Linked DNA regions of Homo sapiens: region 1 is linked to region 2. Evidence: chromatin loops called from intact Hi-C (ENCODE). Cell type or tissue: psoas muscle. All regions are shown on one strand. Each heading gives the region's core, and the rest is flanking DNA. Links, peaks and the distances in the headings are about the cores only.

Region 1 (15,692 bases), core at 4,505-12,504, 500 kb before region 2:
TTATGGCTGGTTTTAATTTGGCTTTTACTCTGCATCTTCCTTGCTTATCCCCCCGGATCTGACTGTTGTGAAGGAAGGCCCTGCTGGATTTTATGCCTTACCCCTCCTCTTGGCACCCTGACCCATAGCATTTTGCACAGAAGTCATCAAAATCAGCTCCTGAGCACCCCTGGGCCTTGTTCCTCATCCCCTACATCAGTCCTCCTTTCTTTGGGCCCTCCCTCTGGTGTTGTCCTCTCCCTGGCATGACTTTGATGCAGCTTGGTGCCCTGTGGGGTGGGGAGGAGCGTGCTGACTGCCTCAGTCTCAGGGATAGATGGGCAGGCTCCCTCCTGTTCTGGCTCTCCGTCGGGATTCCTGCTTGCTCCTTTCTGGCATATGGGTGTACCGTGTCGAGGCTGTACCTTGGTGTACAGTATAAGGCTGTATCTCGTTGTGCCCATATTGAGGCTGTTTGTTGGTGTACAGTATTGAGGCTGTATCTTGGTGTACGGTATCGAACCTGTCCCTCCATGTGCCGTATCAAGGCTGTATCTTGATGTACCGTATCGAGGCTGTACCTCGGTGTGCTGTATCAAGGCTGTATCTCAATGTATAATGTCGAGGCTGGCTGACGTGTCTTCATCCCTCCTTCTCTCTGGCATATGCAGGGCCACTGTGCATGTGCGGGTCAACGATGTGAACGAGTTTGCCCCAGTGTTTGTGGAACGGCTGTATCGTGCGGCTGTGACAGAGGGGAAGCTGTACGATCGCATCCTGCGGGTGGAAGCCATTGACGGTGACTGCTCCCCCCAGTACAGCCAGATCTGCTACTATGAGATTCTCACACCCAACACCCCTTTCCTCATTGACAATGACGGTGAGTCCACCCCTGGCTTCCCTGGCCACCCAGTTCCCCTTGAGCACCCACCTCCCTCAGGACAACCCAGGGTTGCATTCTCCACTTTTGCCCCTCAGACCCTCACCTCACCCTTCTTCCCAAATGGAGCCTTCTCCTCCCAGATGCCTTTTTTCCCAGCGTCCTGCTGCCTAACCTGCCTGCTGCCCGATGATCTCAGACATCCTCCCCTCCCTGCCCTGGGCTTTCTCCAATGCTCTAATGCTCTGTCCTCCTGACCCCACCCCAGGGAACATTGAGAACACAGAGAAGCTGCAGTACAGTGGTGAGAGGCTCTATAAGTTTACAGTGACAGCTTATGACTGTGGGAAGAAGCGGGCAGCAGATGATGCTGAGGTGGAGATTCAGGTGAAGCCCACCTGTAAACCCAGCTGGCAAGGTGAGAGCTCAGCGCTGTGCCCCATCTTGTGAATCATCTTTTTTCTTGGTCTCTCTTTCTGTCCTTTCTGACAATCATGGGGGCCAGGCTAGGGCTTGGATGATATTGGGGCAGGCTTGCAGCTATCTACTCTAGCCGGGCCATCCTGCCAGGAGCCCCAAACTGTCCATGGACATGGCAAGAGGAGCATGGAGAGGGGAGGCTGCTTTACCCTTCTCTCTCCCCATCACCCTCTCTGTCTCACCCATGCAGGCTGGAACAAAAGGATCGAATATGCACCAGGTGCTGGGAGCTTGGCTTTGTTCCCTGGTATCCGCCTGGAGACCTGTGATGAACCACTCTGGAACATTCAGGCCACCATAGAGCTGCAGACCAGCCATGTGGCCAAGGGCTGTGACCGTGACAACTACTCAGAGCGGGCGCTGCGGAAACTCTGTGGTAGGTGTGCCCCCAACACTGCCTCAGGCCTATCCCTTCCCATCCAACCTCTGTCCAAACTTTTCCAAGACTCTGCTTTACATCACCACTGGCCATCCACAGGTGTTTATCCATAGAGGTTGTGACACGATTAGCATTTGCGGCCCAAAAGGCAGGTACATATGTCTTTGGCAAAGATGCATAGTCATCGCACCAGACAGTCACCGGATGCATGGTGGAACAATGGTAGGGCGAGATGAAGAGTTGGAGAATGGGTTAACTGGAGAGATACTCTTAGAAGTGAGTTCATCCCTCTCTTGTCTTTGAAAGGCCATAAAAGGTGGCAAGACGTGCTGTAGGAAATCTTTTCCCATCAGTCCCTCTTTCCCTGCCTCCTGCCCTTTTCACCATCTGCTGCTTCTTGGCTCTGACACTTGTGCCTCCTGGGGCTCCCACAGGTGCTGCCACTGGGGAGGTGGATCTGTTGCCCATGCCTGGCCCCAATGCCAACTGGACAGCAGGACTCTCGGTGCACTACAGCCAGGACAGCAGCCTGATCTACTGGTTCAATGGCACCCAGGCTGTGCAGGTGCCCCTGGGTGGCCCCAGTGGGCTGGGCTCTGGGCCCCAGGACAGCCTCAGTGACCACTTCACCCTGTCCTTCTGGATGAAGCATGGCGTAACTCCCAACAAGGGCAAGAAGGAAGAGGAAACCATCGTATGTAACACTGTCCAGAATGGTGAGCCTCCCCTCCAGGCACTAGCCAGAGGGGGAAACTGGCTTCTTGTCCCGCCTCTGTCACTGCCCAGTGTGTGACTGTGAACAGGTCACTTCCCCTCTCTTCATTTGTGAGGTGCAAGTGCCAGGTGTGATATGCCTTGATTCTGTGCTTTATCCCCAACATGACATGTTGGATCGTACTGCTGTCAGAGTGCAATGGGATTCCTTGCTGCTACTCTTGTTTTCAGTTGCCCAGTCAACTTCTCTGTGTCCCACCATGTGGTAGGCTGTCCCCACCCCCCATCTCCACCTCCATTAAAGCCCCTCCATTGCAATGGGAAAGCCTGGGTAATGGTGTGCCCCATTCTTTCATCATCCCATCCTGGGACTGGTTGGCCCCAACTCCGAGGCCTGTTCTTCCCTCAACTGCAGGGCCTACTTCACTGGAGAGGGCTTAGTCTTGACCTGCTCTTTCATTTCTAGCCAATTCTCCAACCTCATTTCTCTTGACCTTGACAACTCTTTTGAAAAGGGTTGTCACCCATGATGTATGTATTAACCAAAGGACTGATGAAGAGCTGGTGATGGAGTGGGCCAGCTGATGTTCCCTCCTCAGCCAGCCAGCCAGGGTGCCTAAGAAGCCCAAGTTATCACTTGGACTGGAATGTGTGTGTGTGTGTGTGTGTGTGTGTGTGTGTGTGTGTGAGAGAGAGAGAGAGAGAGAGAGAGAGGAAAGAAAAATGCTAGAGAACGAGGGAATGAGAGAGGATTAAGAGAATCCAACATCCTCTCCTTCCTGCTGCTTTGAACTTGTTCTGGCCTCAGCCTCTGCACTTGACCCCATCCCCTTCCTGTGCCCTCAGAGGACGGCTTCTCTCACTACTCGCTGACTGTCCACGGCTGTAGGATTGCCTTCCTCTACTGGCCCCTGCTTGAGAGTGCCCGCCCAGTCAAGTTCCTCTGGAAGCTGGAGCAGGTGAGGCAAGAGCCAGGCTCCTGGGAGGGCTGAGTAGATGTGACTCACTTTTAGGAAAGGACCTTCTCTGGGCAGGGTCAGCATTTTCTGGGTTCCCCCTTGCCCTCTCTTTGCTTCTTCACTTTCAGCCCCTGACCATTCTACTCCCAGGTCCTCTTGTTCCCTTTTCCCAAAGCTTGTCCCCTGCAGAAAGCACTTCTGGATTTAAAAAAAAAAGGGAACAAATGACTACTAACACCAAAGTCGACCAACCATCTATTTCCTCCTTGTTTTATTCTCTCTCTCTCTTATTTAGGACTTTAACAGTATACATCCCTGACTCTCAGGCAGTTAGCCTGTTGTAATCAAGACAATAAGTCATTCTGAGGTACACAGATTGGGTTTGAGTCCTGCCAAGGGAATTTGCTGGCTATGAAATCTTGGTTAATATGTGTAAACCTCAGGGTTAAAACAACCCTGTTATATAGGGATAAAAAGAATTCTATATCCCAGAGTCGTTAGGATTAAATGATGTAATAGACCGTTGTAGACTGAAAAGCACTCCCTCTGTATATGTTAATTCTCACTATTATCAGCCCTGATTATGGAGGGATAAATAAAAATGGATAAAATATTTAAAATCCTCTCTTGAGCCAACAGTTGCAGCCTCTTCATTATTTATTCTCCAGGCTGACCACAAGGACCAGTGAGGACTAATTTGAGTTTTCACCTCCTTCTGTTTCTCTTGCAAGTCCTGGTGGAGTGGCTGAGTAAGCAAACGGCAAAAAAAAAAAAAAAAAAAAAAAAAAAGCATTAGAAGAGAGAAAAGAAGTGCCCAGATAATTTATAAACTAGATAATTGAGGGCTGTCTACAAAAGTTTTGCTGTCTGTGGCACTCTTTTAAAGAGACAGTCTGTCATTTGCTGTTTCTTGATTCCCCCCTCACACTGCAAATATTGGTAATGTTACCCTTGCTATCTTTCTTCAATTCACCCTCATTTAATCAACCAGTATCTATTAAATACAACTAAGTCTCTGTCATTCAGCTAGGTTCTGGGAATACAATGAATGAAACAAAATCTTTGCCATCATTCAACTTACATTTCAGTTGGGGAGATAAAGTTTTAAAAAGTAAATAGACATGTAAAATGATAAATTGTGAGAAATGCTCTGAAAGAAGCAGGCAAGGGACTGGGGCAGAGCATGGCGGGAGGCAAGGAAAGGAGAACTTGCCTTAGATTGGGTGCTCCTGGGGGACCTGACTGAGGGGAAATTTAAGCCTAGTGCTAAAGGATGAGAAATAGCTGGGTGTGGGAAGAGTGTGGGAAGGTTCCAGGAAGAGGGAAGAGCATATGCAAAGGCCCTGAGGCAAGAAAGAGCTCAGCATGTTCCAAGCATGGAAAGAGGGCCAGTGCGGTTGGAGTACAGTGAACAAGACTGGAGATAAGTTGCAGAGATGGGCAGTGATCAGGTTGTACAGTGGACTTTTTCAGCAGGGTTAGTCTAGATTTTTGTCATATGAGAGACAGGAAGTGTTTTTTGAAGGATTTTAAAGCAGAGGCATGACCTGATCAGATTTACATCATCATTATTATTATTATTATTATTATTTTTTTTTTTGAGATGGAGTCTCACTCTGTCACTAGGCTGGAGTGCAGTGGTGCGATCTTGGCTCACTGCAACCTCGGCCTCCCGGGTTCAAGAGATTCTCCTGCCTCAGCTTCCCTAGTAGTTGGGACTACAGGCGTGTGCCACCACGCCCAGCTAATTTTTGTATTTTTAGTAGAGATGGGGTTTCACCATGTTGGCCAGGATGGTCTTGATCTCTTGACGTGATCCACCCACCTTGGCCTCCTAAAGAGCTAGGATTACAGGCGTGAGCCACTGCGCCTGGCCAGATTTACATTTTAACAAGATCCCCTTGGCAACTGTGGGATGGTTGTATTGAAGGTATCTAATGGTGACAGTAAACAGGACTGTTGCAACAGTCTTCATGAAAGGGGTTGGAGACATGACTGATGTGTGGCAATGGAGACGGAGAGACCTGCACAGAAACCTGCAGCTTGTAGCTCTGTTTGGACCTGGGATCAACAGCACCTGCTAATGGACTGGATGTGGAGGCTGAGGGAAAGGGAAGATCAAAGTTGTCTCCTACGTCAGCCACTTGAGCAGCTAGATGGATGATGGAGCATTTATACTGCCTGGGGAGAAACTGAGGGAGTTGGGAAAGGGCATGGACTTGCACCTTACACGTGTTAAATGTGAGATACTTGTGGGCATCCAAGTGGAGAATCTGGCATTCAGAGGAGAGTTATGGGCTGGAGATGTGGATTTTGGAGTTACCAGTGTATAACTATGGTACCCAAACCCATGGCAACAGATGAGGTGACTTCTAGGAAAAGAGTGTAGAGAGGAAAGAGAAGAGGGCCTAGGTCTGAGCCTTGAGGGACCCCAACATTTGGAACTGGATGAGGCAGAGTACTCTCTGCCCCTTTTTCCTCTGACCATCCCCCATTCCATCTTGGCTGGCCCTAGGAGAGACTGCAAAGGGAAGCAATATTTATTTTAGTGCTTAATGTTGGGTTAGAAGCTATCCTAGAGATAACCTGTGATCCCAGCTACTTGGGAGGCTGAGAGGATCACTGGAGGCCAGGAGTTGGAGACCAGCCTAGGCAACATAGTGATAGCTCATCTCTAAAAAATAAAAAAATTAGCTGGACATGGTGGCACATACCTGTAGTCCCAGCTACCCCAGAGGCTGAAGTGGGAGGATTGCTTGAGCCGAGGGGTTTGAGGCTTCAGTGGGCTATGATTGCACCACTGCACTCCAGCCTGGGGGACAGAAGGAAACCCCATCTCTAGAGTTTCCAGTGCCTTACACACATATGTAATACATAAGTTCGGGGGGCAGGGAATTTATTCATGAAAGTGTGTTACTCCTCTTAGGAATATTTATAGCTTTAACGATTTACCTGAAGAGTGGAATCTTTGCTACTAGGTTGGTTGCCTGATAGATTTTGGACAAGGATGTTATTCCTCGAGCTGGATAGGCAGCAAAGCACTAGTAAGCCCTGTTGGTAGAACTGGGAATAAAGGGACTGTCCCCTGTCTCCCAGGAGATGGGGCAGTGCCTAGGGTTAGCTCTCTGAAGACGAATTACCTGAGAGGCTCTTGCCCCTACCCTACTCTCCCAGGTCTGTGATGATGAGTGGCACCACTACGCTCTGAACCTCGAGTTCCCCACAGTCACACTCTATACCGACGGCATCTCCTTCGACCCTGCCCTCATCCATGACAATGGCCTCATCCACCCACCCCGAAGGGAGCCTGCTCTCATGATTGGGGCCTGCTGGACTGGTAAGCTTCTCAGTGAAGACTCCAGTGGTTCAGGATTTGGGAAGGGAGGTAGGCTGGTGAGGAGCAAGGGCAGTCTGACCCAGCAGCTGAGGCCGCCTCCTGCATCTCTCTGCAGCTGTGCAGGGTGACTCTGAAGATCTCCATGGGAAGGGACCACAGCCTCCCTCCCGTATCTCCCACTAATCCAATGGGTCATCACCTCTGACTTGGAGGAATTAACTTCTCACGCATCCCCAGACTCTCTCTCTGTAACTCCAGCCAGTTTCCACTTTTTTCCATCAAAGTGATGATGACTTCCATAGCCCATTCCCCTGCTCAAGGAGAGTAACCCCTTAGAGTGTCCTCGGTCTTCCAACTTTTAAGCCATTGAAAAAATTTTTCTCCTCTTGGGAGTGTGTGTGTGCACATGTGCCTGTCTGTCTTACCAGAGCCCACGTGTTTCCTCAGCAGCATATCGTATTTGGGGGTTTGTCTATAATAGAGGCTGGAGAGGTTGGAACATGACAAAAGAAGGGTTGGGGCTGAGCTGAGAGGTTGCAAGTTATACATGGGCAGGGTCAGAATCCCATGTGGGCATGAGAGCACTCATGGGGATGAGAGGAAGACATCTCATTCCTCTCTGTCAATCTCTCCACATCCCTGAGCTCACCAGCACTGTTTTTTTTTTTTTTTTATCCCCAGAGGAGAAGAACAAAGAGAAGGAAAAGGGAGACAACAGTACAGACACCACCCAAGGTACTCCGTGTGTAAGAACTGGAGACCAGAGAGTTCTCATCTTCACTTTCTGTTCTGAGATCCCTTTTCCACCCCAAATCCTATCCAGCCTGTGACAGCCTCCTAGGCCACCAGGGGGCAGAGCCTCCAAGAAATACAGCAGGGCAGGGGCTCCTGGAGTGGTAAGGCTAGAGGCAGCTTGGCTGGGTTCTGGGTATCCTGTCCTGCCCACAGAATGAAGAATGGGGCTCTCTTGGTGGCTTTCCACATGGTAGAAGGGAGGTGGCAGGAGTCAGGAGTCAGACACGCAGAAGGGGAAGGTCTGGGCATCTGTGAAGCTCGCTCACATCCATCCTGGTCTCCCTGCATGTCACTGGAAAGACGTTCTCTCCTGCCGCCTCCCCCTCCCTCCTTGTTTTGACTCTTTCCTCCTGTTGGTCCTGTTTCCTTCTCTTCCTCCCTCTCATCTTTGTTGCTTCTACTTTTCACCCTTCTTCTTCTCCCCTGGCTTTATTCTGTCTTCTTTTGTCTCATTTTCTCCCTTCTCTAGCCTCCCCCCTTACCTTCACTTCTCCCTCACCTCTCATCTCTCTTTTTTCCTTTTTTTTTTTTTTTTTGGTTTCCACATTTCTCCTTTTTTTCTTTCTCAACTCTTCTGCTCTTTCTCTCCTTTCCCTTTCTCTCAGCCTTCGTCCTTTTCCATCCTCCTCTCTTCTCACCTCCCGTCCTGCTCCTGTGTTCCTACCCTAGGAGACCCTTTGTCGATCCACCACTACTTCCATGGCTACCTGGCTGGTTTCAGCGTGCGCTCAGGTCGCCTGGAGAGCCGCGAGGTCATCGAGTGCCTCTATGCATGTCGGGAGGGGCTGGACTATAGGGATTTCGAGAGCCTGGGCAAAGGCATGAAGGTATTGCCCCATCCTCTAGCCCTGTTCTTCCCAGCATGCCCCTTGCCCCACCCCCTTGCCCTACCCCTCTACCTCTGCTCCCTTCCTCTGCCACCTCCTGGCCCTGCTCTCAGCTGTATCTGTGTCTGGGGCCCAGGTCCACGTGAACCCCTCACAGTCCCTGCTCACCCTGGAGGGGGATGATGTGGAGACCTTCAACCATGCCCTGCAGCATGTGGCTTACATGAACACTCTGCGCTTTGCCACGCCCGGCGTCAGGCCCCTGCGCCTCACCACTGCTGTCAAGTGAGTGTTGGGTGGGGCAGGGCAAATCACCAAGCAGAGCCAGACAGTGTCACAGCTCCTTGGCCTAAGGCGTCACCTAGAGCTAGGCATACCTCTTTTGTTTTATGGATGAGGAGATTGGGCCCTCAAATGGAGACAATTGACCACTGAAGGTCACATAGCAATATTGGTAGAAGAGTCTGGACTATACTCAGATTTCTCAACAATCAATCTGTTACTCTTTCTACCAAGTCACACATCTAGGGTTTCCGGGCTTTGATCTTCTCTATGCCTCTGTGCTGATACGTAAAGTGGGACACAGGATTGGGAGTGGGGAGACCTGACATTAATTCTGACTCAATGCGAATTGCTTGGATAACCTCGGGCAAATGGTGAGTCCTGGCTGCTTCACTTGTTTTAATCTTGCTTCACCAAGCTCTTGCAAGGTCACGTACGATGGCCTAAGTCTGGGGGTTGGCAGTCCTAGGCCAAATCTGGCCTGCCCACCTGTTTTGTAGTTTTATTGGAACACAGCAGTGCCCATTCATTGCATATGTCTATGGCTACTTTCACTGTGATGGCAGAACTGTGGGTAGTTGGGACAAAGATCATATGGCCCCCTCAAACAGAACTATCTAATCCTTCATAGAAAAAGTTTGCTGGCCGGGCACGGTGGCTCACGCCTGTAATCCCAGCACTTTGGGAGGCCAAGGCAGATGGATCACGAGGAGTTCAAGACCAGCCTGGCCAACATGGTGAAACCCTGTCTCTACTAAAAATACAAAAATTAGCTGGGCATGGTGGCACGTGCCTGTAATCCCAGTTACTTGGGAGGCTGAGACAGGAGAATTGCTTGAACTGGGACCCAGGAGGCGGAGGTTTCAGTGAGCCGAGATTGCACCACTGCACTCCAGCCTGGGCTACAAAGCGAGACTCCATCTCAAAAAAAAAAAAAAAAAAAAAAAGTTTACTGACCTCTGAATTCTAAGTGAATGACTTTTGGAGTCTTTAAAAGAAAAATTGTAGATTATTTCAAGGTTTGAGTATATATTACATGTTTAAAAATACAGATCAATTGAGAGGCAACGAAAGTATGATAGTTAAGAGCATAGGGTCTATTGCTAGCTTTTTGGCACTGGGCAAATGCTATAAAGTGGTGATAGCAATAGAGTCTAACTCGTGGAATTGTTACGATGACTACATGATATAATCTGGATCAAATGCCTAGCAGAGAGTGGATGCCGCTTAAATGCTGGCTATTATTACATAAAGGCATTTTCACCCCTTATTATGGTTTATGGGCGGTTTTTAGGAGATACTGCCATCTAGTGGGTGAATTACATGATTTAAGAGTTAGGATTTCTGCGTTCCAATCTTGTTACCCCTCTCCCCGATTCTGCCTCAGTTTCTCTGTGAGCTATATGAAGATAAACATCTCAAATTTGCCCCTATCCTGGGAGGGGTGGGTTTAGAGGGGAGAGGGCTCTGAGCCCTAGAGGGTGACTGGGCGTGATTATCAGGCCTCACAGTTAGAGCTGTGGAAGGCCCCGGGCTGTGGCTTTTGGGAATTTGCTGGTTCAGGGTGTGGAGCTGAAGGTCACAGGCAGTTGAGTTAATGTGGGTGCAGCTGATTGCTGAGTATGCACCCCGCCATGTCCCAGTCAGAGCTCCAGTTGTTAAAGGGCTGTCATCCAGTTATGAAAGGCTTGATCCCTCAGAAGCCAAGGCATTGCCTCGTCCCCTCCAGTGCTGAGGAGCCATGGCAGAAGGGAGGGCTCTGGTTTTTGGCCTAGGGTGGAGCTCTGCAAGGGGAGTTCCTGCGGGGGGAGGAGTTGACATTCTCTTTGCTGACTGCCTCATCTGAATTCCTGCTATCTTTTTCATGCCCAGGATAGAGGTTTATCCAAGGGCTTGGAACCTGCCTTTGAGGAAAGGGGCCTTGATGTTTTCTCTATGAGGTTAAGAAACAGAGTTTTCATTTCTCCATTTCTAAGGTTACTACATGGTTGGTGCTATCCTAATACTTCCCTGAGGTCACGGGAGAAAATATAGAGGGGTGTGTGTGTGTGTGTGTGTGTGTGCGCGCGCATTTGTGTGTATGTAACAGACACAGACAGGTACCTAGCAATACCTCCCTTTCCCTGATGCATTTCCTTGCCCCTGTCCCTGTGGCTTTCATAGCTTCCAGTTTTCAGTTCTTGGACCTCTGTCTATTTAAAGCCAGATTTATGCAACTATTTGGTCAATGCCTAAATGCAAGTTTTCCTGAAGTTTTTTTTTTTTTTAGTATTTTTCTTGGAAAGCCCATTTACTTGTGGAATTGACCCCTGAACAGATAGATACCACATCTATTTCTCTAGTTTTGTCCTCTTTCCACAGCTCTTGACTTTCCATCTGCTTCCTGTAACCTCTATCTAGAAGTTCTGCTAGCACCTCAACCGAAAGAGCTAATGCTGAAATAATCAACTGCAATCCCAAACCAGCCTCTCTCCCTGAACTCTCTCTGTAATGGTGCCTCTGTCCTTGCAGTCATCCAGAGCTTGAAACCTCTGAGTCATCTTTGATTCTTCCCTGTCTTTATCCTCCACTGCCCATCAGTTGCCAGCTCACCTGGACCCTGCCTCTGTGCCGCGTGTCTGAAATCTGTCTCCTCTTTCTTTTGCTGCTGTTACTGTTCTAGCCCAGGTCTTATTACCTCTTATCTGGCCCATTGCCTCCTAACTAGCTGACCTATCTCTAGTCTTCGAATTTTATTTATCCTCTACTCTGAGGCTAGGTGAGTGATCTTAAGTTGAGTTTTCATCATCACACTTCCCTGATGAAAAAGACGTCGGTGGCTTCCTCTTGCCCACTGCATAAAAATGTCAAATGTGCTGGGTGCCGTGGCTCACACCTGTAATCCCAGCACTTTGGGAGGCCAAGGTGGGAGGATCACTTAAGGCCAGAAGTTCGAGACCAGCCTGCACAACCAACAGACCGCAAGTCTGTAGTCCCAGCTACTCAGGAGGCTGAGGTGGGAGAATCACTTGAGCCCAGGAGTTCGAGGCTGCAGTGAGTCATGATTGCACCACTGCATTCCAGCCTGGGCGACAAAGCGAGACCCTGTCTCTAAAAAATTAGAGAGAGAGAAAAAAAAAACAGATCTTATCATGGCATTTAAAGCTGCCAGCCATCTGGCTTCTGGTGGTTCCTGCCTCATGTTCCTCTACTCCCCTTAGTAAGCTTCTCGCCATCCACTCTGGGTCAGTACTACCCTCCTTCAAAGGCTAGCTCAGTTGCTACTTTCTCTGATCGTTCCTACCTTCCTTTTCCAAGCACCCTCCTCTTATCCTAGGCAGAACTAACCTCTCCCTCCTCTGAACTCTTCTGGTTGTTTGTTCCACTCATATGGCGATGACCATATTTGCCTTTCTTTTAACTTTTGTGTGCCACGTCTAATCTCTCTACCAGACCAACGGTGCCTTTGGGTCAGGCCTCCTATTCCCCTTGGGATTCCCAGACCAGCGGCACAGCACAGCATTGCTCATTGCAGGGAGGATGTCTGTTGGAGCCTGTGCCTTCAGGGTCATCTGGGATTGTTTCCCAAGGGGCTTTGCCCTAGGCCTATCTGGATGGCAGACTGTAATAGGCCCTGCTCCGTGTGGTACAGGAACTCAGCACATCCCGGGCATTGGCAACTTCAGGGGCTCTGAGCTCATCATGCCTACTGAGATGATGCCTTCTCCCTTTTTACTCCAGCATTCAAGCTGGGCATGCTCAGTAACACTAATAATTACAGTCCTCTCTGTAAAATCATTTCCGCTAGCACCAGCGTGGGGATCAGAGTCCATGCTCCTGGATCACTAACTCCACCGTGAAGTCTGCTTGTTCAAGTGGGGAAACTTCTTTACAGATACATTTCCCTGGTGCAAACCCAGGCCCCAAATGGTGCCTGTGGTTTAGTGGAAAGATCAGTGGACTTGGGCGGTGTGTGGTGGCGCACACCTGTGGTCCCAGCTCCTCAGGAGGCTGAGGCACGAGATTGCTTGAACCTGGGAGGCAGAGGTTGCAGTGAGCTGAGATGGCACTACTGCACTGCAGCCTGGGCAACAGAGAGAGACTCTGCCAAAAAAAAAAAAAAAAAAAAAAAAAAAAATCAGTGGACCTGGAAGGAGAAGAATGATTTAAGCCTAGACTCTGGTTTAAGCCTTGATTGTTTCTTTTTCTTTTTCTTTCTTTTCTTTTCTTCTTTTTTTTTTTGAGATAGGGTCTCACTCTGTCGCCCAGGCTGGAGTGCAGTGGCCTGATCTCATCAGCTCACTGCAACCTCTGCCTCCTGGGCTCAAGTGTTCCTTCCACCTCAGCCTCCTGAGTAGCTGGGACTACAAGCATCTACCACCACACCTGGATAATTTTTGTATTTTTTGTAGAGACGGGGTTTCACTATGTTGCCCAGGCTGATCTCGAACTCCTAAGCTCAAGGGATCCTCCCGCCTCAGCCTCCCAAAGTGCCAGGATTTACAGGCATGAGCCATCATGCCCAGCCTGAGCTTTAGGCATTTTACAGCATAGAAATGAGGTTATAATATAATGAAATAATATGGGCCAGGTGCGGTGGCTCACGCCTGTAATCCCAGCACTTTGGGAGGCCGAGACGGACAGATCACCTGAAGTCAGGAGTTCAAGACCAGCCTGGCCAATATGAAGAAATCTCATCTCTACTAAAAATACAAAAATTAGCCGGGTGTGGTGGCATGCGCCCTATAATCCCAGCTACTTGGGAGGCTGAGACAGAGGAATCGCTTGAACCCAGGAGGCAGAGGTTGCAGTGAGCCAAGATCGCACCATTGCACCCTAGCCTGGGCAACAAGAGTGAAACTCCATCAAAAAGAAAGAAAGAAAGAAAGAAAGAAAGAAAGAAAGAAAGAAAGAAAGAAAGAAAGAAATGTGGGAAAATGCTTCATAAACTGGCAAGGGCTATTGATTGTGAGGTGTTGTTATTACTGGTAAAGGTGGGGCTAAATGTGATCCTGGGAGCATCACTGCTGAGCAGCTGTGCTGTTGGTTGGTCTGGCTCAACAGAGTCCTCTAAGGATAGCTTGTCCTGATGCCTGGATCCTCAAGCTTCATGAGACGGTGGATCTAGGTCCAAGGTGGTCAGATGATCTCACCTACCAAAGTGTGTTTCCCCGATATTGAAGGGAATGAAAGACACACCAAAGAGGAGGACATCCTTTGATAGATGTCCACATTCTACTTTTATTGTTGAATAATTTTGGGCGCATATGTGCCGGATAGTATACTGAGTCCATGTACTTTTAAACTGCTGGATAAAGAACTGTGTGTGTATATATACCTGTTTGTCAGTTCAGTTTGCTTTGTTTTTCATTAAAATAGCATCTATAGGTACTCCATAATCCTGGGGTAGGGCATTGATGGTGTGATCACACCCACAGGTTGGGATTACCTGACCTTCTGTCCTCGACATTTTCCTTGGTGACATCCTACCAGGAAAGGATATGTCCCCCTTCAACTGCTGTGGGGGTTGGGATGCAGAGGCATGACCCCCTTTCTTCCCCTGCCCCTTCCTGACATGAGATGCTCTATGATAGAGGTAGCTGGGGCGGGGAGTGAAACAGAATGTGGGTTTTCGGGGAGGAAGTGTTGGGGTCACATGCTGCTTCTCCTGCTTTCTTACATAGGTGCTTCAGCGAAGAGTCCTGCGTCTCCATCCCTGAAGTGGAGGGCTACGTGGTCGTCCTTCAGCCTGACGCCCCCCAGATCCTGCTGAGTGGCACTGCTCATTTTGCCCGCCCAGCTGTGGACTTTGAGGGAACCAACGGCGTCCCTTTGTTCCCTGATCTTCAAATCACCTGCTCCATTTCTCACCAGGTGGAGGCCAAAAAGGATGAGAGTTGGCAGGGCACAGGTAAGGACGACTTCGGGGAGTAACACCATCCAGAGAACCAGCCAGTGTCTGGAGTCAGAGTGTGGGAGAACTCCTGGGGCTGGAAGCAGAAAGCGACTCCATCCTGTGTTTGTTTGACTGAACAACTTACCTTTAAGAAGGAGAGCAAGTGGAAAACACGTGGGTGGAAATGAATTGTTGCATAATGATATTCTTGAAAATGATGCTGACTTCCCTCTCCCTGGCCCTGGAAAGGGAGGGAGAGTGGTGATGAGGGCATGGTTGGGTCTCAGAACCTCCGTGGGCCCTTTGGCTCTGACCCAGACCCTACTATCCCCAACCCAGTGACAGACACACGCATGTCGGATGAGATTGTGCACAACCTGGATGGCTGTGAAATTTCTCTGGTGGGGGATGACCTGGATCCCGAGCGGGAAAGCCTGCTCCTGGACACAACCTCTCTGCAGCAGCGGGGGCTGGAGCTCACCAACACATCTGCCTACCTCACTATTGCTGGTCAGTGGGGCCTGAGGGCCTGTCCTCTGTGTGTGTGTGCCCCTCCCAAAAAGTAAGGGCCTAGGAAGCCCAGAGGGTCCTCCTTCCAGGTCCAGGGATGTGGACAAGTGCCGTTTTGCATTTTCCTAGCCTGGAAGATCCTCTGGCTTTGATTGTCCCTAGGGAAGGTGTGCTGGGTTTAGGCTCCGAATGCTTCTGTCTTCCTGCTCCTCTCCATAGCCTGGCTCACCTCCACTTCTGGTCCCACTCCTGTTTCCATTCAGGCTTCTCACCTTCCTCTCCTCCTTCGGCTCATCTCTGCCCAGCTTTCTAACCCTCTAGCTGTCTGTTTGTTACCGGTCATCTCTGTTGTTCAGCTCACTCATCTCACGTGCACACCAGAGCTTTACAAGAAGTACTCATCTCTTAGTGAATAGTGGGAGTGATGATTTGGTAGTTTCCAAAGGAAGCCAGGAGGGAGAATGGAGAAGATGGAGATAATCAGTTCCCTTCTATTTCCACTCCTTTCCAGGGCTCACTGAGGACTTCTGTATTTTCCTCTTTCTCATATTCCCTCCTGCTTGCCATCTCCCTTTCTGTCTTTCAGGATGTCTTTATCTCCTTCTTTCCATTCCTCCTCAGAACCTACAGAGCAGGAAATGGAGCCTTGATCTCTCCATCCTAGTTAGTCAGAGT
Region 2 (15,692 bases), core at 5,238-13,237:
CATACTGTGTGCAATTTCTGCACCTTGCTTTCTTCACTTCACTCTGTGTCCTTGAGTTCACACCCTACTTTACAGAGCTTCCGCATTCTCTTGTATATCTGCACAATAATCCATTGTGTTGCTCTGCCTCATTAGTCCTGAATTTGATGAATATTCAAATGGAGCTCCAGTTTTATTATTGTAAATAACGGTGCAAATAACCATGTGCATCTGCCATTTCATATTTTTGCAAGCATATCTTTGAGATAGGATCCAAGAAGTGAGATTGGTGGTCAAAGGATAAACACGTGATTTTGTAGATTTTGCCAAATTCTCCTCCATAGGGGTTATATCATTTTGTTCTTTCACGGCTACCATATGACACAAGAGCAGTACTGGAGCCTATGAACCTCAGGATGTCAATGTTTCTGAAATTTTATGCAAATATTAGGTATATTTGTCCAGGGATAGGTCTAGATGCATTGGCATTCTGTCCTCTATAACTGCCGTGCTCATTCCTGTATCAGAGCCCTTCCTCATACCTGGAAGGCTCTTCTCTTCTTTGCCTTGTTTTCTGTTATTTCAGTAAATTTAAACTGAGCTCAAATGTCACCCCTCAGAAAAGCTTTAATTCACTTCCCTGACTTGTTCAGATCTCCTTTTGTGGGTTAATTTTAAACTCAGGGGTTCATGTGCATGTTTGTTACGTGGGTATACAGCTAATGAGGGGATTGAACATTGTAATCAATCGGCAATTTTTCAACCTCTACCCTCCCCACTTGAGGGTCCCCAGTGTCTTTATTTCTGTCTTTATGCCCATGTGTACCCATTGTCAAGCTCCCACTTTTAAGAAAGAACATGTGATGTTTGATTTATTGTTTCTGGGTTTGTTCACTTAGGATAATGGCCTCCAGTTCCATCCATGTTGCTGCAAAAGACATGATTTCATTCTTTTTTTCTTTTTTTTTTCTTTTTTTAGACGGAGTCTCACTTTGTCACCCAGGCTGGAGTGCAGTGGCCCAATCTCAGCTCACTGCAACCTCTGCCTCCCGGGTTCAAGCGATTCTTCTGCCTCAGCCTCCCGAGTAGCTGGGACTACAGGCGCGTAATAACCAGCTAATTTTTGTATTTTTAGTAGAGATGGGGTTTCGCCATGTTGGCCAGGCTGGTCTCAAACTCCTGACCTCAGGTGATCCACCCGCCTCAGCCTCCCAAAGTGCTGGGATTACAGGCATGAGCCACCATGCCCGGCCGGATTTCATTCTTTTCTATAGCTGCATAGTATTCCATGGTGTATATATACCACAATATCTTTATCCAAACAGCCATTAATGGACACTTAGGTTGGTTCCATGACTTCGCTATTGTAAATACTGCTGCAATAAACATATATGTGCTGGTGTCTTTTTTATATAATGATTTCCCTTCCTTTGGGTAGATACCCAGTAGTGGGGTTGCTGGGTTGAATGGTAGTTCTATGTTTAGTTCTTTGAGATATCTCTATGCTATTTTCCATAGAGATTGAACTAATTTACATTCCCACCAATGGTGTATACGTATTCCCTATTCTCCACATCCATGCCAACATCTGTTGTTTTTTGACCTTTTAATAATGGCCATTCTGACTCGTGTAAGATCATATCTCAGTGTGTTTTTAATTTGCATTTCTTTGATGATTAGTGATGTTGAGCATTTTTTTTTCCAATGTGTTTGTTGGCTGCTATTTATTCTTTCGAGGAATATCTGTTCGTGTCCTTTGCCCAGTTTTTAATGGGGTTGTTTGTTTTTCACTTATTGAGTTCCTTGTCAATTCTGGGTATAAATCCTTTATTGGAGGAATAATTTGCAAATATTTTCTCTCATTCTGTAGGTTATTTCTTTTGCTATGCAGAAGCATTTTAGTTTAATTCAGTCTCGTGTGCCTGTTTTTGTTTTTGTTATATTCGTTTTTGGAGCCTTTTTCATAAAATATTTGCCTAGGTTGATGTCCAGAAGACTTTTTCCTAGGTTTTCTTCTAGATTTTTTATGGTTTTAGGTATTTAATTTAGGTCTTTAATCCATCTTGAGTTAATTTTTAATATGGTGAGGGATAGAGATCCAGTTTCATTCTTCTGCATATGGCAATCCAATTTTCCAGCACCATTTATTAAATAGAGTGTCCTTTCCGCATTATTTGTTTTTATCAACTTTGTTGGTTGTAGGTATTGGCTTTATTTCTGGGTTCTCTTATTCTGTTCCATTGATCTAATTGTCTATTTCTGTACCAGTACCATGCTGCTTTAGTTACTATAGACTTGTGATATAATTTAAAGTCAGGTAATGTAATGCCTCTGGATTTGTTCTTTTTGCTTAGGACTGCTTTGGCTATTCAGGCTTTTTTCGTTCCATATGAACTTTAGAATTGTTTTTTCTAAGTTCGTGAGGAATGAAGTTGGTAATTTGATGGGAAATGCATTGACTGTAGATTGCTTTGGGCAATATGGTCATTTTAAGTATATGGATTCCTCCAACCCATGACTATGGAATGTTTTTTTGTTTGTGTCATCTACAATTTCTTTCACCAGTGTTTTGTAGTTCCCCTTGTAGAGATGTTTCACCTCCTTGGATAAATGTATTCCTTGGCACATGATTTTTTCATGGCTATTGTAAATGGGATTGAGTTTGATTTGGTTCTCAGATTGAACATTATTGATGTATACAAATGCTACTGATTTTTATATGCTGATTTTGTATCCTGAAACTTTACTGAAGTCGTTATCAGGTCTATGAGTCTTTTGGAGGAGTCTTTATGGTTTTCTAGGTATATGATCCTATCATCAGTGAATGGAGATAATTTGATTTCCTCTTTTCCAATTTGGATCCCTTTTATTTCTTTCTCTTTCCTGATTGCTCTGGTTAGGAGTCCAGCACTATGTTGAATAGGAGTGGTGAGAGTGGACATCCTTTTCTTGTTCCAGTTTTTAGGGGAAATGTTTTCAACTTTCCCCCATTCAGTATGATGATGTTTGTGGGTTTGTCATATATAGCTCTTATTATTTTGAGGTACATTCCTTTGACGTTTCATTGGTCGAGGGTTTTTATTATGAAAAGATGTTGAATTTTATCAAATGCTTTTTCAGCATCAGTTGAAATGATTGTTTTTTGCTCTGCATTTTGTTGATATGGTGCCTCATATTAATTGACTAGCATATGTTGAACCATCCTTGCATCCCTGGAATAAAGCCCACTTAACTGTGATGAATAATCTTTTTGATGTGCTTTTGGATTCAGTTTGCTGATATTTTGTTGAGGACTTTGGCATCTATGTTCATCAGAACAGCCCTCATTCAACTCTTCAGCTACGTAACTTCTACTAGTGACCTAATTCTTTGAGATGTCATTCCCTGCAGGAGGGCATCCTTGCTCTTCCAAGTCTAAGTTAAGAGGCATTATTTGGTTTTCTTACCTCGTCTTAGGCCTTAACAACACTGCCTTTTATTTGCTTTTAATATCTACTCATATGTAAATGTAACCTCTTCATAATAGGAAATATGTCTAATTTGCTTCCTAATTTATACCCCAGGCTGGCACATTGTAAGTGTGGAATAACTATTTGGGGAATAAATTCTTACATGGAAACATAACTGTTGCCCCTGTGTGATATATGTACTTTCAATATACTGGCATATTATCTACAGAAATATTAGAAGCTAAAGAAAATTAGAAGCTAAGAGAAAATTCTTAAAATCCCATATTCCCATTTAGGATATTGATTGTGATCTTATAAGCCAAGTTAGACTTAGATGACATGGAAAAGGACATATGTAGGACCTAATCGCCTTTTTTCTTTTGTAGCTTGAAAATGACAGCCTTGGTTTATTTTTATTTTTTACTGATCCATAATAGTTGTGCATATTTATAGAGCACATGTAATATTCTGATACGGGCATGTAGTATATAATCATCTAATCAAAGTAATTGCGATATCCATTAGCTCAAACATCATGTCATTTTCAGGGACATGGCTGGAGCTAGAGACCATTATTCTTAGCAAACTAATGCAGGAACAGAAAACCAAATACCATGTGTTCTCACTTATAAGTGGGAGCTAATGATGAAAACACATGTATACATAGAAAGGAACAACACACACTGAGGCCTGTTGGAGGGTGAAGGGTAGGAGGAGAGAGAGGATCAGGAAAAATAACAATGGGTACTAGGCTTAATATCTGGGTGATGAAATGATCTGTACAGCAAACCCCCATGACACAAGTTTACCCATGTAACAAACATGCACATGTACCCCTGAACTAAAAAGTTAAAAAAATTTGCTGAGCACGGTGGCACACGCCTGTAATCCCAGCACTTTGGGAGGCCAAGGCGGGTGGATCACGAGGTCAGGAGATCGAGACCATCCTGGCTAACATGGTGAAACCCCATCTCTACTAAAAATACAAAAAATTAGCTGGGCGTGGTGGCGGGCGCTTGTAGTCCCAGCTACTTGGGAGGCTGAGGCAGGAGAATGGCGTGAACACGGGGGGTGGAGTTTGCAATGAGGGGAGATCGCGCCACTGCACTCTAGCCTGGGCGAGAGAGCGAGACTCCATTTCCAAAAAAAAAAAGGTTAAAAATTTTTAAAAAAAGAAAGTCTATAGGGCCCAGACTTACCCAACATCTTTATACTTTATTGCACTGTGGCCCTATTAGACTTTCCTGTGAGTTGGATCCTGTCCAACTTCCCAAACAGATGCTGATACTTTGTGGGTTGTGTAGTTACTGATAATTCGTCATCATCTTCTCATAACTGAAAGCTCATGGAGAAATTTTGCCATCTAGTTTTGCTATAAATGGGTTTTGTTCATTGCTCCTTGGTTTTGCTGCCCTAGATGGAGATTTTTAAAGTGCACTGTACTAAAACCACCTACCTAGAATCTTCCCCATCTTCATTCTTAAAACACTTTTCTCTCCACTTGGCTTCTGGGATAAAAGTTTTCTGATTTATCTTTTATCTTATTGGCTACTGCTACTCAGCCAACTTTGCTGTTTCTTCGTCTTTGTCTTGATCTCCAGATGTTGGTAAATCCTGTGGATTGGTCTTCAATTTTCTTATGTCCACAATTCATATTCACATGTCTAAGTAAGGTCAACCATTCCTGTGACTTTAAGACAATGCATATGTAAAGCCCATTTTTTTAATCCCCAGATTTTACCTTTTCTATCAAATTCAGACATGAATAACTGTCCACTTGTATGTCTAATAAACATTTTAAAAGTTAACATAATTAAATGGAACTCTTGACTTCACTTTCAAACCACTCCTAGCCCTGTGTTCCTCATTTCAGTTAAGTGACAGTATCATTCATCTGGTTGTTCTTGCTAAAAATGTAAAAGTCATGAGTTTTCCCTTTGTAGCATACATTTATTCCATCAACAAATCCTGTCAACTAAACCTTTAATATATATCCCAAATCTTACTACTTCTCACCACTTGTATCTTTATTTCAGTAGAGATAATAGTCATATTTCCTAGTATGGATGAAAATAGTCAAACTCTATAAAATATGTGAAGAGATTTATTCTGAGCCAAATATGAGTGACCATGGCCCATGACACAGCCCTCAGGAGGTCCTGAGAACATGTGCCCAGGATGGATGGGGTACAGCTTGCTTTTATATGTTTTAGGAAGGCATGACACATCAAATACATTTAAGAAATACATTGGTTTGGTTCAGAAAGGCAGGACAACTCAAAGCAGGGGCTTCCAGGCTATAGGTAAATTTAAACATTTTCTGTATGACAGTTGGTTGAGTTTATCTGAAGAGCTGGGATCAATAGAAAGGAAATGTCCAGGCCGGGTGTGGTGGCTCACACCTGTAATCCCAGCACTTTGGGAGGCCAAGGCAGGTGGATCACCCAAGGTCAGGAGTTCGAGACCAGCCTGGCCAACATGGTGAAACCCTGTCTCTACTAAAAATACAAAAATTAGCTGGGCATGGTGGTGGGTGCCTGTAACCCCAGCTACTTGGGAGGCTGAGGCACAAGAATCTTTTGAACCCAGGAGGCGAAAGTTGCAGTGAGCCGAGATTGCGTCATTGCACTCCTGCCTGGGTGACAGAGTGAGACTCTGTCTCAAAAAAAAGAAAGGTATGTTCAAGTTAAGATAAAGAATTGTGGAGACCAAGTTTTATTGTGCAGAGGAAGCTCTCTGATAGCAGACTTCAGAGACAGCAGGTTGTAAAATGTTTCCTATCAGACCTAAAAGGGTACCTGGCTCTTAGTTGATTATCTCCTGGATCCAGAAAGGAAGAAAGGAAAACAAAGGGGAAAGGGGATTCTCTATAGAATGTGGATTTTTCCCACAAGGGACTTTGCAGGGCAATTTCAAGGTATGGCAAGAAAATATATTTTGGGGTAAAACATTTTTATTTTCTTTCTAGTTATGCCAGAGTCAGATTGGAAAGTAAGTCGTAATATACAGGATTAAATAAAACCCATCTGATGAGAATTTATGGTTTGTGGGTCATGACTCCCCATACCCCTTAATAAGGAATTTAGGCCAGATAAAAAATCAGAGCTTAGTCTTTACTAGATATCTGCTGTATTTCTAACTGGACTTCCTTACTTCACTTTTGCCCCACTATATCTGTTTTCCATACAGCAGGCAACCAGTTCTTGTTAATACATAATAAATCCTGCACTACCACAAATTTCTAAAATCCAGTTTACTCAAAAGAAAATCCAAATTTCTTTCCATGACCTATACTTCCCTACATAATCTTACCTTTGCTTGTCTCCCTGGCCCTATTTCCTACATTTTCTCACCTCATTTATTCCACTCTAACCACATTTTTTATTCCTTAAAAAATGCCAAATTTGTTTTGTTCCAATTTCAAATGCCTGCACCTTCTTCCATCTGCTTGAAATAAACTTTCTCCAGATTTTCACATGACCTGCTCATTTACTTTATTACCAGTATCCGCCCAGGTGCAGTGGCTCATGCCTGTAATCCTAGCACTTCGGGAGGCCGAGGTGGGCAGATCACAAGGTCAGGCGTGCGGGACCAGCCTGGCCAATATGGTGAAACCCCGTCTCTACTAAAAATACAAAAATTAGCCAGGCATGATGGCACGTGCCTATAATCCCAGCTACTCAGTAGGCTGAGGCAGGAGAATCGCTTGAACCCCAGAGGCAGAGGTTGCAGTGAGCCAAGATCAAGTCACTGCACTCCACTCCGGATGACAAAGAAAGACTCCATCTCAAAAAAAAAAGAAAATTACCAGTATCCTTGGCAAGTCCATCTAAAATAGGATTCACTGCTTCCAACACTCTCTAGCCTTTTACTTTGCTTTACTTTGACTTTACTTTCATTTTACTTTGCTTTACTACAACAATATCTATCATGAAGGTTGATATCAAATGATAATTTAGCTGATACAATTTTTGTTGAGCCTCCAACTGTGAATGAGAAAATAAAGCCTAAAGTTCATAGTACAGCTAATGACCATTAGATATTTTCTCTGTGAAAGTTTGCTAATCAGCTGAATAATTTTTCTCCTATAGGAATAGCAATAATTATAGTGGCTCATATAAAATATGCTCATGTATTAACATCCATCTCTACTGTAAATATATAATGAGCTTTGTGTTAGTCTGCTTGCATTACTATAAAAGAATACCTGAGGCTGGGTAATCTATAAAGAAAAGGGGTTAAGTTGACTCATAGTTCTACAGGCTGTGCATGAAGCATAGTGCCAGCATCTGCTTCTGATGAGGGCTTCAGGAAGCTTACAATCATGGTGGAAGGCAAAGGGGCGACAGTGTGCCACATGGTGAGAGTAGGAGCAAGCGAGATGCCAGACTCTTAAACAACAAGCTCTTGTGTGAACGAACAGTGAGAACTCATTACTTCAGGAGGGATCTACCCACATGACCCAAACACCTCCAAATAATACAGGAATTATTAAGAAATAACTTTTAGGCCGCTAGAAAGGGTAAAGGTTCTCAGTGGAAATTTTCCTGTAATAAGAAGCAACCCCCAAACCATTTCTTTTCTAACAGAAAGGCAGCTTGAAAAACCAGGCCGGCAAGCTTTGATATGCAAATGCTGGCGATTAGAAACTGGGTCCACCCAACATGGCCAACAGGAAGAGTGCCACCCTCTCCTCCTCATCACTACATGTGCCAAGTGTCATGATTGCCTCCAGATAACATGGATATCATGGTGACCTGCATTTGCATATTAAAGGAGTAAGGTAGGAGTGCCAGGTTTTTCACGGGCTATGTGAATGACACGCCTGGTCAAACCAATCTCCTGGGCCCTATGCAAATTAGACACCTCCTCCTCCAGCCTCCTGCTATAACAAACTACTCTGCCACACACGGGGTTTCTCTCTGGGAGCCCCCCTCCCTCTGTCCCTGTACTGGGAAGCTTCTTCCTTCTTTCTTGCTTATTAAACTCTCCACTCCTTAAAACCACTCTACATGTGTCCATGTCGCTTTATCTAAAACGATGTTAGACCAAGGACCCTGCTGTTCTTCCATTCATCAGAGCAGTTATCATTTTGGTTGCATTGACCGGGAATTCATTCATCGGAGTGGTGACTATAGAGCGAGCCCCAACCTCAAATCTCTCCTTCAATTTCAAGGCTCTCTTCTTACTATCCTGTTGCAAAATTTTCCTTCTTTCTCTATCCACGGTCTCTTACTCTCTCTCTGTGAAAAGTGCAGGGAGTTTTACAGTTCAGTGAAACAGGTCTGCTAGGAAAGATGGCAAACGCAGCAGGCAGTAACTCAACAAGCCCGCTCTCTGTGGCTGCGCTGGTGAGCATATAGTATTTCTAAGCCAACAGCGCCACCTAGTGGAAGTAGAAATCCTCTTCAGGGGCCACATTTTTTACGGTAACACTGAACTTCCTTTTGCACCACCAGAAATCAGGCTCTAACCTACTTCTGTGAACCGGAAAGTTCTGCCTTCAGCAATTAGAAGTAATATGTCCTCGACCGGGCATGGTGGCTTACGCCTGTAATCCCAACACTTTGGGAGGCCAAAGCGGGTGGATCACGAGGTCAGGAGTTCGAGACCAGCCTGGCCAATATGGTGAAACCCCGTCTCTACTAAAAACACAAAAATTAGCTGGGCGTGGTGGTGCACACCTGCGGTCCCAGCTGCTCAGGAGGCTGAGGCTATTGAATTGCTTAAAACGGGGAAGCAGAGGTTGCAGTGAGCTGAGATTACGTCACTGCACTCCAGCCTGGGTGACAGTGAGACTCTGTCTCAAAAAGAAGTAATATGTCTGCTGCCACATTTTAGTCTTGATATTGTCCCATAAGCAGGAAAATGGCCATTCTGTTCCTACGCTCTTTTAAGACATCTAATCTGTTTCCTGTTAAAATGGTATAATTAGTAGGGAGATTTTAAGTTCAGAAGTTAACCAGAACCATTTTTCTGAGGGTAAATGGTTTGGCATGGGCCATAATAGCAGGCAGTCTAGCACATTGCCTCTGTTAAAGGAGCCTTGACCAAAAACAACACAGTCTCTCCAAAGATCAATTTTTCAGGGAGCCAGGTAGATCACATAGGCTTAGGAAGTCAAAGGGAATCACACAAGGCAGATAAGCTAAGGTTGCGTGGGTAAAGTGTGGTTAATCCCATTGAGAGGTGACAGCGTGCTAGCAGTCCTCACAGCTCTCGCTCGCTCTCGGCGCCTCCTCTGCCTGGGCTCCCACTTTGGCGGCACTTGAGGAGCCCTTCAGCCCACCGCTGCACTGTGGGAGCCCCTTTCTGGGCTGGCGAAGGCCGCAGCCCGCTCCCTCAGCTTGCAGGGAGGTGTGGAGGGAGACGCGCGAGCGGGAACCGGGGCTGCGCGCGGCGCTTGCGGGCCAGCTGGAGTTCCGGGGGGGCGTGGGCTTGGCGGCCCCGCACTCGGAGCAGCCGGCCGGCCCTGCCGGCCCGGGGCAGTGAGGGGCTTAGCACCCGGGCCAGCGGCTGCGGAGGGTGTACTGGGTCCCCCAGCAGTGCCAGCCCACCGGCGCTGCGCTCGATTTCTCACCGGGCCTTAGCTGCCTTCCCGCGGGGCAGGCCTTGGGACTGCAGCCCGCCATGCCTGAGCCTTCCCCCGCCTCCGTGGGTTCCTGTGCAGCCGGAGCCTCCCCGACGAGCGCCGCCCCCTGCTCCACGGCGCCCAGTCCCATCGACCGCCCAAGGGCTGAGGAGTGCAAGCGCATGGCGTGGGACTGCAGCGCCGGTGCGGGATCCACTGGGTGAAGCCAGCTGGGCTCCTGAGTCTGGTGAGGACGTGGAGAATTTATGTTTAGCTCAGGGATTGCAAATACACCAATGGACACTCTGTATCTAGCTCAAGGTTTGTAAACACACCAATCAGCACCCTGTGTCTAGCTCAGGGTTGTGAGCGCGCCAATCGACACTCTGTATCTAGCTGCTCTGGTGGGGCCTTGGAGAACCTTTGTGTGGATACTCTGTATCTAACTAATCTGATGGGGAGGAGGAGAACCTTTGTACCTAGCTCAGGGATTGTAAACGCACCAATCAGCGCCCTGTCAAAACAGACCACTCGCCTCTACCAATCAGCAGGATGTGGTTGGGGGGGGGCCAGATAAGAGAATAAAAGCAGGCTGCCCGAGTTGGTAGTAGTAACCCGCTCGGGTGTCTCTCTGCCTTGGTGGGGCTTTGTTCTTTCGCTCTTGGGGTCCATACTACTTTTGTGAATTACAGCACTCACCACGAAAGCTTGCGAGACCACGAGCCTACCGGGAGGAACGAACAACTCCCGACGCGCTGCCTTAAGAGCTGTAACAGTGACCGCAAAGGTCTGCAGCTTTACTCCTGAGCCCGCCAGACCATGAACCCACCAGAAAGAAAAAACTGAACACACCTGCACATCAAAAGGAACAAACTCCAGACGCGCCACCTTAAGAGCTGTAACACTCACCGTGAGGGTCTGCGGCTTCATTTTTGAAGTCAGTGAGACCAAGAACCCACCCATTCCGGACACACCATCACTTAGTTCATCCGCTCCCATGGCTTGGGGGACCATGCTTACAATCGTGGGTGGCACATTTAACAGGGTCCCAGGAACCAGGGAAGGAAAACAGGACACTCCACTGTGTTATTCTCCGTCGGGGGTCATAGGGAATCAAAGTAGATTAAAAGGACACTTTTATTGCTTTTCTTTCTAGATGGGTAACAGATTATCTTCAGTTTGTGCCCCTCTGGCGTGCACTCTGAAACACTGAAACTTTCTTAGCCTCAGGACATTAAAGAGAAGAGCAACTCATTTTATTTTGCACAAGGGCATGGTATTTTTACTGAAACTTTGCAAGCAGTGTAAGATCAACCCAGCTCTTTTAGGAATCATATCAGGCACGCTCACTGAAAATAATTCCCCAAAATTAGAAAAGCAACTTCCAGAGGAGCCATCTGAAGATCCCCCTTCTTTGGGGGCCCCTTCAAGTTCCCTTCTCGTTACAGCCCCTTAGGCCTGTAATAAAGGGAGACTTAGCCAATTTTCTCACAACCCTGATAGGTATATAAAAGCTTTCCAGGCTGGGCGCAGTGGCTCACGCCTGTAATCCCAACACTTTGGGAGGCTGAGGCGGGCAGATCACGAGGTCAAGAGATTGAGACCATCCTGGTCAACATGGTGAAACCCCGTCTCTACTAAAAATACAAAAATTAGTTGGGCGTTGTGGCATGTGCCTGTAATCTCAGCTACTTGGGAGGCTGAGGCAGGAGAATCGCTTGCACCCAGGATGTGGAGGTTGCAGTGAGCCAAGATCACGGCACTGAACTCCAGCCTAGCAATAGAGTGAGACTCCGTCTCAAAAAAAAAGCTTTCCAAAATTTAACTCAGGTATTTCACCTCAGATGGAAGGATGTTATGTTGCTCCTAAGTCAGACCCTCACTGCAGCTGAAAAGCAGGCAGCTCTGATTTCAGAGATTAGCAACATATCTCCTATAATACACCAAAAGGGAAGAAAGCAGATAAGGAAAGAGAAGAAATAGCAGAAATGCCATTCCCAATTGGGAGGAAAGCAGTTTCCCTTGACAACCCTAATTGGGACCCCAATAACTCAGGAGATGAAAAGGAAGCTCTTTTTTAAGTGTGCATTAGAGGGCCTACGGAAAACCAGGGCCAAACCTCTCAATTACTCTAAACTGTCCATGATAAACAGCCAGATGAGAATCTTGTAGCCTTTATGGAAAGGCTGAGAGAGGCACTAACAGAACACCCCTCCTTATCCCCTGATTCAGTCGAGGGACAGCTCATCCTAAAGGACAAGTTTATTAGACAGGCAGCTGCCAATATTAAAAGGAAACTACACAAGCAAGCTATAGGACCAGATAGCACCTTAGAGAACTTCCTGAAAGTGGCCACTTTGGTCTTTTGTAATAGGAACCAGGAGGAGGCCCAAAAGAAAGAGACAATGGTCAGAAGGACAGAGACTCTAGCAGCAGCTTTGCAGGCTTGCAAAGTCCAGGATCCCGGAGGTGCATCTGCTAGTTGCTATCAGTGTGGCAGGCCAGAGCATGTTAAGAAAGAATGCCCATACAGCAAGACAAAGCCACCTCAACCCTCTCCAGCCTGTGGCAGAGACAACAGGAGATGGAACTGCCCCCAGAGGTGGAGGTCACTGGGTTCAGAACCAGTCTTACTGATGATCCAGCAGAACTGGATCCCGGGGCTCAAACTCCAGCTCCAGCGGCTCAAACTGCCATTACAGCACAGGAGCTCTGAGTGATTCTGGAAATTAAAAGAAGGAAAGTAGACCTCTTTCTAAACACTCAGCCAGTCTCTCTTTTTTCTCCTCTCTAATCCAGGCCTCCCCTCTTCCCATAGCACAACCAGAAGGGGCATCTCAGGAAAAACTCTACTCCAGTATTTTTCTCAACCTTAGTTGACACGTGCTTCCAAGCCATTATCATGACAGCTCGCTAATCAGAAAAGCCTCCAAGTTAACCCTAGGAAATAATTTAACTGTTTACACCCCACATAATGTGGCAGGATTACTGTCCTCTAGGGGGAGCTCTTAGCCAACAAACCGCCAGTAAAGCAAGAAGTACATAAGGCAGGATAAGCAGTAGTCACTCTAAATAACGTCTCTCCCCAGGCACAAGCGCTCAATTAGCTGAGCTAACAGCTTTTACAAGCACACTTGGATTAAGCAAGGGAAAGGTAGCTAACATTTATACTAACTCCAAGTATGCTTTCTTGGTTCTCCATGCTCATGCTGCCATTTGAAAGAAAAGACATTTTCGGCCAGGCGGTGGCTCACGCCTGTAATCCCAACACTTTGGGAGGCCAGACGGGCGGATCACGAGGTCAGGGGATCAAGACCATCCTGGCTAACATGGTGAAACCCCGTCTCTACTAAAAATACAAAAAATTAGCCAGGCGTGGTGGCAGGCGCCTGTAGTCCCACCTACCTGGGAGGCTGAGACACGAGAATGGCGTGAACCTGGGAGGTGGAGGTTGCAGTGAGCCGAGATCGCGCCACTGCAGTCCAGCCTGGGCGACGGAGCGAGACTTCGTCTCAAAAAGAAAGAAAGAAAGAAAAGACATTTTCTTACCATTAATAGATCCCCTATAAAAATATCACCAGGAAATTAGCAGGTTATCTTCAGTTTTTCTTCCACAAGAAATAGCAGGAATGCATTGTAAGGAACATCAAAAGGGAACAAATGAGGTAGCCAAAGGAAATAGGTTAGCTGATCAGGCAGTTAAGTCAGAGGCAAGGAAGCCTCAAGCCGTTAAGGCACTTAAGCCCCTTCTAATCTAGGAAGGCTCCATAAGAAAAATTAAACCTCAGTATTTCCCTGCAGAAATAAAATAGGCCACTTCTCGAGGACGTAGTTCCCAGCCCTCAGAAAGGCTACAGTCAGAGGATGGCAAACTCCATTTGCCAGCCTCCAGCCAATGTCCTTAAAATCCTTCACCAAGCTTTTCACTTGGGAAAGGATAAAACTTATCAGTGTGCTCAGAGATTGTTTTCAGGCAGGAAACCTCTAAATTGGTTAAGCATGTAACCTCTCTAGCTCACTTCCAACAAGAATTAACGCAACTAACAGAAGTCCAACCCCAGGAAACAGAACCACCTTTATTTAACCCAGGAAATTTGGTGTTAGTGAAAACCCTCATCTCTGTCTCCTTCCCTAAGCCAAGCTGGGAAAGGCCCTACACTGTTCTTCTTTCAACACCATTGGCAGTAAAAGTTACAGGAATCAACTCCTGACTTCCACATTCAAGTCAAAGCCTGAACAGCTGAGGGATCAACCTCTGACAGCCCAGAGGCACGTCCTGAATATCAATGTGGAGAAATAGAAGATCTTAAACTGAAAATCATAAAAGATAAGTAACTGAGTGAGGGCTACTCCTACCTCATCGGGTACTTTTTATTATTTCTGCCTTTCCTCTCAAAATCTGCCACCAAATATTAAAATTCCTTTTAAGGCATATTTGCAGCGAGATTTAATTATACATGGGATTGCATTTGTAACTTTGTAGATCCCCAAAGGGAAATGTTATATCTAGGCAAGTAAAGACTTAAACGAAAATTATTTACTATGCCACTCTTGTGGGAAATGTTATAGTTACACCACTATTTGCGATGGAACTATACACCGTGGCACCCACAATGCGGAATTTTGGTTGTAAAATTCTAATTGTTATAATATTTTGCCTGATTATCTTCCTTATCTTAGGATTAATAATTGCAGGAAAGATTTAGTCAAGGTTATTTTGCTTATAGCAGGAGTGATAGTTATGGATAAGAAGCAAGCATAAGGCCGGGCGCGATGGCTCATGCCTGTAATCTCAGCACTTTGGGAGGCCGAGGCAGGTGGATCACCTGAGGTCGGGAGTTCGAGACCAGCCTGACCAACATGAAGAAACCCCATCTCTACTAAAAAATACAAAATTAGACAGGTGTGGTGGCGCATGCCTGTAATCCCAGCTACTCGGGAGGCTGAGGCAGGAGAATTGCTTGAACCTGGGAGGAGGAGGTTGTGGTGAGCTGAGATCGTGCCATTGCGCTCCAGCTTGGACAACAAGAGCGAAACTCCATATCAAAAAAAGAAAAAAAGCAAGCATGAAAGTATAAAAGTTTTACTATCATTAAGTTTGATATGACTTTTTACTGAAAGTTGGTAATAGGATGCATTCTAAACTATTAAAAGAAGTTTATAAAGAAAGATTTTATATAAGGAAGGATTGTGTATGGTAAATTCTTGTCCTAAAAGGAAATGACTGGTTGTTTACAGGAAGGATGTTTAGGACAAGTCAGAGAGTTTGAGTATGTTGTAAGAGGGTCTGTGAAAGTCACAAAAGAATTTACTAATTAAAGGAAAGGAATTGCCAAGATTAATGCTAAAGTTATTTTAGCCACCCAATATCATATTTCTCCCAATCATATTGCAACTCACAAAAATGGCCTATGCCAAAAATTATTCTCTAATGGGAAGTCAAGGGGAAAATGTATGCTTTTCTCAAGGAAAATGTATGCTTTTCTCAAGGAAAATGTTACTTTTATATAAAGTCTCTGGTAATGTACAACGGCATCTAGTGGACGAAAACCGGTATTGCAACCCTTTGGTGTAACTAACAGATTTCAAACTCAGTTATGGTCTACAGAATTCCCTCTAATGGTGGTCATCTTAATACTCATACTCTAACCCTATATTTTAAATCTTCTTGTAAAATTTATCTCTTTTCACCT

Evidence for each region. Hi-C counts contacts between places; a loop is a spot of excess contacts. Peaks named below come from ENCODE experiments on the same cell type or tissue, not always from the same donor. Only the 100,000 strongest peaks of a DNase experiment are listed, where the experiment ranks them.
Region 1: a loop joins it to region 2, with 5 times the contacts of the local background. A loop is called at or near these places in 28 of 110 quality-filtered maps.

What each region holds. Positions count from the first base shown.
Region 1 is chr12:7,134,677-7,150,368 of GRCh38, forward strand. CLSTN3 (calsyntenin 3) reads left to right here. Exons shown (of 18, transcript NM_014718.4): 4 at 651-859; 5 at 1,128-1,277; 6 at 1,530-1,715; 7 at 2,153-2,434; 8 at 3,279-3,391; 9 at 6,566-6,728; 10 at 7,410-7,463; 11 at 8,193-8,350; 12 at 8,487-8,635; 13 at 14,296-14,522; 14 at 14,847-15,017. Among named protein-coding and RNA genes, the nearest start is that of CLSTN3, 12 kb to the left of the region's middle. In psoas muscle, for the core only: CTCF peaks have their summits at 7,571 (motif pointing right) and 9,948 (motif pointing left); no DNase peak of the experiment used is centred there.
Region 2 is chr12:7,630,047-7,645,738 of GRCh38, forward strand. No RefSeq gene overlaps it. Among named protein-coding and RNA genes, the nearest start is that of APOBEC1, 28 kb to the right of the region's middle. RefSeq lists an enhancer at 7,800-8,334 and silencers at 8,776-8,905, 9,987-10,086. In psoas muscle, for the core only: CTCF peaks have their summits at 8,814 (motif pointing left) and 12,981 (motif pointing right); a DNase peak (open chromatin) is centred at 8,775; H3K4me3 peaks cover 786 bases; H3K27me3 peaks cover 856 bases.